Linked DNA regions of Homo sapiens: region 1 is linked to region 2. Evidence: read pairs that join two places in POLR2A ChIA-PET (ENCODE). Cell type or tissue: PC-9. All regions are shown on one strand. Links, peaks and the distances in the headings refer to the core of each region. The heading gives the core; the rest is flanking DNA.

What was found. ChIA-PET counts read pairs that join two places held together with the same protein. Peaks named below come from ENCODE experiments on the same cell type or tissue, not always from the same donor. Only the 100,000 strongest peaks of a DNase experiment are listed, where the experiment ranks them.
Region 1: POLR2A ChIA-PET joins it to region 2 with 6 read pairs; 4 of 35 experiments call an interaction of 5 or more read pairs at or near these places.

What each region holds. Positions count from the first base shown.
Region 1 is chr1:89,905,122-89,908,044 of GRCh38, reverse strand. All of the region lies in intron 2 of LRRC8D (leucine rich repeat containing 8 VRAC subunit D), which reads right to left. Among named protein-coding and RNA genes, the nearest start is that of LRRC8D-DT, 85 kb to the right of the region's middle. RefSeq lists enhancers at 838-1,441, 1,442-2,043. In PC-9, for the core only: no CTCF peak of the experiment used is centred there; a DNase peak (open chromatin) is centred at 1,224; H3K27ac peaks cover 2,500 bases.
Region 2 is chr1:90,003,432-90,006,354 of GRCh38, reverse strand. ZNF326 (zinc finger protein 326) reads right to left here. Exons shown (of 12, transcript NM_182976.4): 3 at 1,317-1,352; 4 at 1,111-1,222. Among named protein-coding and RNA genes, the nearest start is that of ZNF326, 9.8 kb to the right of the region's middle. In PC-9, for the core only: no CTCF peak of the experiment used is centred there; no DNase peak of the experiment used is centred there.

The sequences.
Region 1 (2,923 bases), core at 238-2,737, 98 kb after region 2:
TCCTAACTCATTTGCATGAATTCACATCATTTAAAAACATTTCTGGCAACATACGAGTGGTAAGTACATGGCTGGGAGTTATGAAAGCCACTCACATTTCAGGGCTGCTACTCTAGGCAAATCCCTTAACCTCTCCAGGCAACATGATTCATCTATCTGTCACTGGGTTGGTGGGAGACAAACATAAATTAGACCTGGTTCAATCTCTTGAAGAAATCAGTTGGCGCAAGGGGGCTGGTGGTGATGGTGGAAAGAAGTGACATATAAACACATTAATTACAAAACAGTGTTTACTTAAAATATGGAGTATGAACAAAATGCTGTGGGGTCACAAAGTAGGAAATGACTAATTTTGGGGGACTCATGAAATAATTCCTCTAAGTTCTTTGTAAACTGAGAAAAGAAGGAAATCAGACTACAAATTGATCAATGTCCCTTTTGAGGCTAAAACTCTGAGAAAATGAGGCTTAGAAAGGTTGTCAGTAATCTCAATAGACAGTGTGATTCCTCTTCCTCATCTGCTCATAGGCAATACACGATTTAAAACAACTGACTGGCCGGACATGGTGGCTCGCACTTGTAATCCCAGCACTTTGTGAGGTTAGGTGGGTGGATCATCTGAGGTCAGGAGTTCAAGACCAGCCTGGCCAACATGGCAAAACCCCGTCTCTACTAAATATACAAAAATTAGCCAGGTGTGGTGGTCTGTGCCTGTAATCCCAGCTACTCAGGAGGCTAGGCAGGAGAATCGCCTGAACCCGGGAGGCGGAGGTTGCAGTGAGCCAAGATCACACCACTGCACTCCAGCCTGGGCAACTGAGTGAGACTCAGTATCAAAAAAAAAAAAAAAAAAAAAAAAAAGACACAGTGGAAGACAGGAAGCCCAACACCTGAAAGATAGATGGGAAGCCCTTTGGGACCCTTTGTGTTCTGAACGTGATACATGAAAATAGCCTTCCTGCATGAGTAAATGCTGACAGATTTGTTTGGAGGAGTTGAGTTACCCATTCTTCTGTTTCTTACAGACTAACACTTGAATTAAGATGAGCTAGGGTACATGATACAAATTCAGATTCTTGGCCTCCACCCAGACCTATTCCTTTTCTACATGAGCCCCCACAGACCTTCAGAAAATAGCCGTTGACAGGTTGGAATGCAACGAACAGGAAAAGCAAACTATATGCAGCCTGGGAGGCCTTGCTAGCAAGGCTGAGCTGAGATGACTCAGCAGGTTAGAGCTGTGACCGTTCACTTCTGTAGTCATTACTCCAGTTCTTATCCAGTGCCTACTACAAATGCATGCACACAGGCTGGTCATACTCCAGAGCCCATCTAAGAATAACATGGAGTGGCTAACACAACTTGGCACAACACACAGGCAGGTTTTTCCAAAGAATGCCAGCCTTGGGTCCTGGGTGACAACTGGCTCCCAAAAGTTTGGCTGAGAAAGCCAACACACAGGACAGGCATTGTGAGCAAGCAGCAACCTGGCCAGTCACAGTCTACTTTAAATTCCACAAAATCTTGTTCTTTAGAAAGGGAACAGAAGTTGGGGAAAATAGAAAAGGCAGAGTCAGGGGTGGGATTTTGGGGTTGTTTCAGTTAAGTACTATAAACCAGTTTCCAAAGCTATGAAATTACTAACAGGGATAATGATGAATTCCCTTCAGTGATGATAGCGGCTCTACAGCGATGCTCGAGCTTCTGTTTGAGCTGACTGTTGACATACAGCATACTCTGCTTATATTGAGGGTAAAATTCACCTTTGGGCTACAGTGTGTACAGTACCAGATGTCTTGTTCTGTTTAGCATTTTATAAAGAGGAATTGTTCCGCTCATTTTCTTTAGTCAAATAGGGATTTTTTTAAGCCTAAAAGTGATGCTTGAAAGAAGATTCAGATGTGAGAAGTAAACAGCAGTTGGGGGGCAGTTAAAACACCAGGGAACAATGCGGCTGCCCCATAAAAATGTGCTCCCACTTGCATTTACAGCCTTAGCTAAAGCTGCGAAGAAGGACAACTGTTCAAATACAATTGTAGAGAGGTCTTCTCTTCCTTCCCCATTCAATGTCCCTGGTAAGCAGGGGTCAGGTCTCAGCTACCTTTGAAGACCCTACTGCAGGTGTTGAGGTAAGAGGACACTTACTCACTCTCTTCATGTTACATCGCCAAGAGAGAATTCCTTACAATACACCGGGCCTTCCTTGCTGCCCCCTCACTAATTCCTCCTCTTCGTCCTCTTTGAGATTTGCCTGTCTGCAAAGGTCACGAATTCTGGACTCCTCTCCTGCTGGGGGAAAGCAGCTTTCCCCTGCAGGGTACCAGCTTCCATTATTCTGGCATGCCAAGAAAAGGTGGGTAGTTTTATCTAATTCAGGGATAAAATTTCTGGAGGCCTACTTGGCTGCAGACCCAAAGCCATATTCTCCAAAGTGCATCATCAGTAATAAAGATGATATTTTGCAATCTACCAGCCTGACTCCTTTATCTTTCTAACTGGTGTGGAAAGAGGGGTTATTCACTTGGCTCCCTCAAACTTCAATAGTGGGTAGTTTTCCTTGCTTTGTATAGCTCACAGCTTTCAGTGAATATTTATTAAAGATATATGTGCAAAAATGTGGTGAGAGGGAAACAAATCTGTTTGGTTTTATTTGTTCATGAATGAGTATTTGACCATATTCCATCCCATAAAAGTCTTGGGAGGCAGTCCAAAATATGATATCCAATTTCTGTGTGAATTCTTAGAGGGAAACAATTAACATATATTCAAAAGAGAAACAGCCCTATTAAAAATATTATTGATGTCTTAGCACATGGAAATAGGTTTTTGACCCTTGTAGAGCATTAGCCCCTTGAAAAGTTTCTTCAAACTATTTTCTAAGCCAAATGACACAGGTGAAAACTTAACTCTTAAGAGGCTTCTT
Region 2 (2,923 bases), core at 161-2,660:
TCACAATATAAAAGGGCAATAACTGACATATTAAAACATTAAGTGTTACATTACTTCAATTATTTACAGATCACTAAATAGATTTACTTCTGAATCCTAGTAACCATATAAAAATTATTCCTATTTCCAACTACATTTTTCAAAACATCTATCACATAAGCAAAATAGTTGCAACTGTTCACTTTCTTAATTTTTCTTTACTATAAACCATAGTGGTACACTGGAAGCAGAAAGAAGGAAAGTAAGCATCATTCAGTCCATCATTAAGGAATCCGGATCCTTCAATTTATGCAGAAGGATGACTGTTTCACATGTCTACTAACTAGTTTTACTTATATTCAGCAGGAACCTTTGTGCCTCAAAAAGTAGACACCCCTTCTCCTGAAATATGGTCAACCTTAAAGCTTGTAGTTGTTTAAGTAGGTTTAAGCTTTATACAGTAGTAACAGGAAAATATAAATACAATCTCGACTAGTCAAAGGTATAGTATTCATGGCTTTAATACAATGCTTCTAGCCTAGAGCACAAGTGCTTTGGTGTAAGTAGTACCTGTCAATAAATAACCTGAACATAATTTTAAAAATATTTTTATTATTGCAATATGCTCTTCCTTTAAAATTAGAATTAAAGGAATATGTCCTGAATGTTTCTTGGAAAGTAAATGTTAGACTGGTTCAGTAAAATCCATTCTAGTTAGACTGCTTTGCTAATTTACATAGCACCCCACATTAGAAAAGATTTTTTTTAATTATTAAGAAAAAGCTTCATAAATAATATTTTCAATAACATTTTTATATCATTTTTCAGGATACTTTGATTGACAAGAAGTTAAAAGTAAAAGAATTTTTTAAAAGTTCACTGCTAAAAAGTGTATCTTACTCTATTATATTGACATGATATAGTTATCTGGTGTTTTCCTAAAATAACGTCTGCCAGTAATACTGATTTAAATTTTATACCCATTAATTAACACCTTTAAATATTTAAGGTGATGATTCAATAGCAAACAGTGAAGTTCAAGTATCATAACATGCCTAAAGAGTACTTAAAATAATATATCCAAAATCTTATAGTTGTCTAATTATTTGGCCAAATGATTAAGCAATTTACCTGCTACCCCCACCACCACCACTGTGATTGTCCATGCCATATGACTGGTTTAGGTAGGAATCCATGGATCTCTGACCCCCATAGGATCCATGGCCATAGTCACGATCCATCCCTATAAGAGTTTAAAAAGAAAAAAGTTATATGATGCTCACCTTTACTGGCACTCAAAAGAAGAATTTTTAGATAAATATCCTTGAATGTCAGACCTCCATAAGATCCAGGGCCATAATCACGATCCATTCCTAAAAGAGAGTCAATAAGAAATTGTCAGTAAAATACACCATTCTCTTCAGGGATCTTTGCACAAAACACAAGATATTCCTATCTATCACCTGAGATAATTTACCATTAACATTTAAACTAAATTCACACTAAATGCTGAAGGGAAAAACACAAAGATGAGAAGCTACTAAATCAAATTTGCTAAAAAAAAAAAAAAAAAAAAAGCCCTGATATTTCAAAGAAAAACATATTTTCAACTAAAAAGTTCTATATTAGAATTATTTTTATTTTCTTTTGAGACTGGGTTATGAGACTGGCTAATTTTTGTATTTTTGATAGAGATGGGCTTTCACCGTGTTGCCCAGGCTGGTCTCGAACTCCTGGGCTCAAGCAATCCACCTGCCTTGGCCTCCCAAAGTGCTGGGATTACAGGCATGAGTCACTGCACCTGGCCACAGAATTATTTTCAATTTAACCAATATTTGTTGGACTAGGGGACTACTATAAGGCCTTGTATTAAGTACTATAGCATATATAATTAATGATACATAATTCCTATTCTTAAAAGAAGTCAGCATTTAATAAAGTCAAAGGGGAAATTTTTGTCCTATATGACAGCAGTAGACTATACTTGTTTTCTGCATCTAACTGCTCTTTAAATGTCTGAAAACTCAGAAGCAGCCACATTTCCAATTAGCCTTGTTCACAGTAATTGAAACAGATATTTTTAAAAAGTAAAATCACAGATTGAGACCAATCTATGGCACTGTGCCTATAAATTATGACTCAACAAATGAATGCAAATTCTAGCAATGTGAACACTAAAAAAAAAAAACTAATACAATAAGCATATTAAGTCTATTTTATTACACTGCAATTCTGCCTATATACCAACCTCTGATATGAAAAATAAAACAAAAGAGGTAACAAAATCAATTTAGGATGACTACAAAAATCAGAAAGTAAAACAAACATTTAGAATTTGTTTTCTATAAAGTCCTTTAAAAATCCCTCATTACTCTCCCCAAATGTCATACACAAATAAATACAATAGTACACACAGAGTAAATATCTTAATTTTATATTTTTTAAAACATTAAATTTTATATAATCATATAATATCTCTAGTCCCAACAATAATGACAACAATAACAACTTTATAAAAATAGTACTCAAAGTCATCCAACTTTAAACCTGGTAGCAACCTGAATGTTCAAAATCAATCCTCTCATTTTATAGATCTGGGGAACTGACGTCCAAAGAGATGAAATGATTTTCCCAAAATTCTATACATATCCTCTTGTCTAGTCTCATGCTATTGCTTCTACATGAAACATTTTCCTCTGCTACCCTAAATATCAGCTTATTGAAACTTTCTAATCTTTTAAAGTCCATTTCAAATCCTAATGCATTCAAGAAAACTTTTACTGATACTCTCTCAGCTGAGTGTCATCCTTCTTCTGAATATTTACAAAAGCCTGTAACTCTCACGTGGTGCTTGTGATACTCTGCCTTACTCTGCCATTTGTGGCCTCATCTTAAATTTACTAGTCCTGTGGTAAAGGTCCAAATTTTATCTTAGAACAGCAGT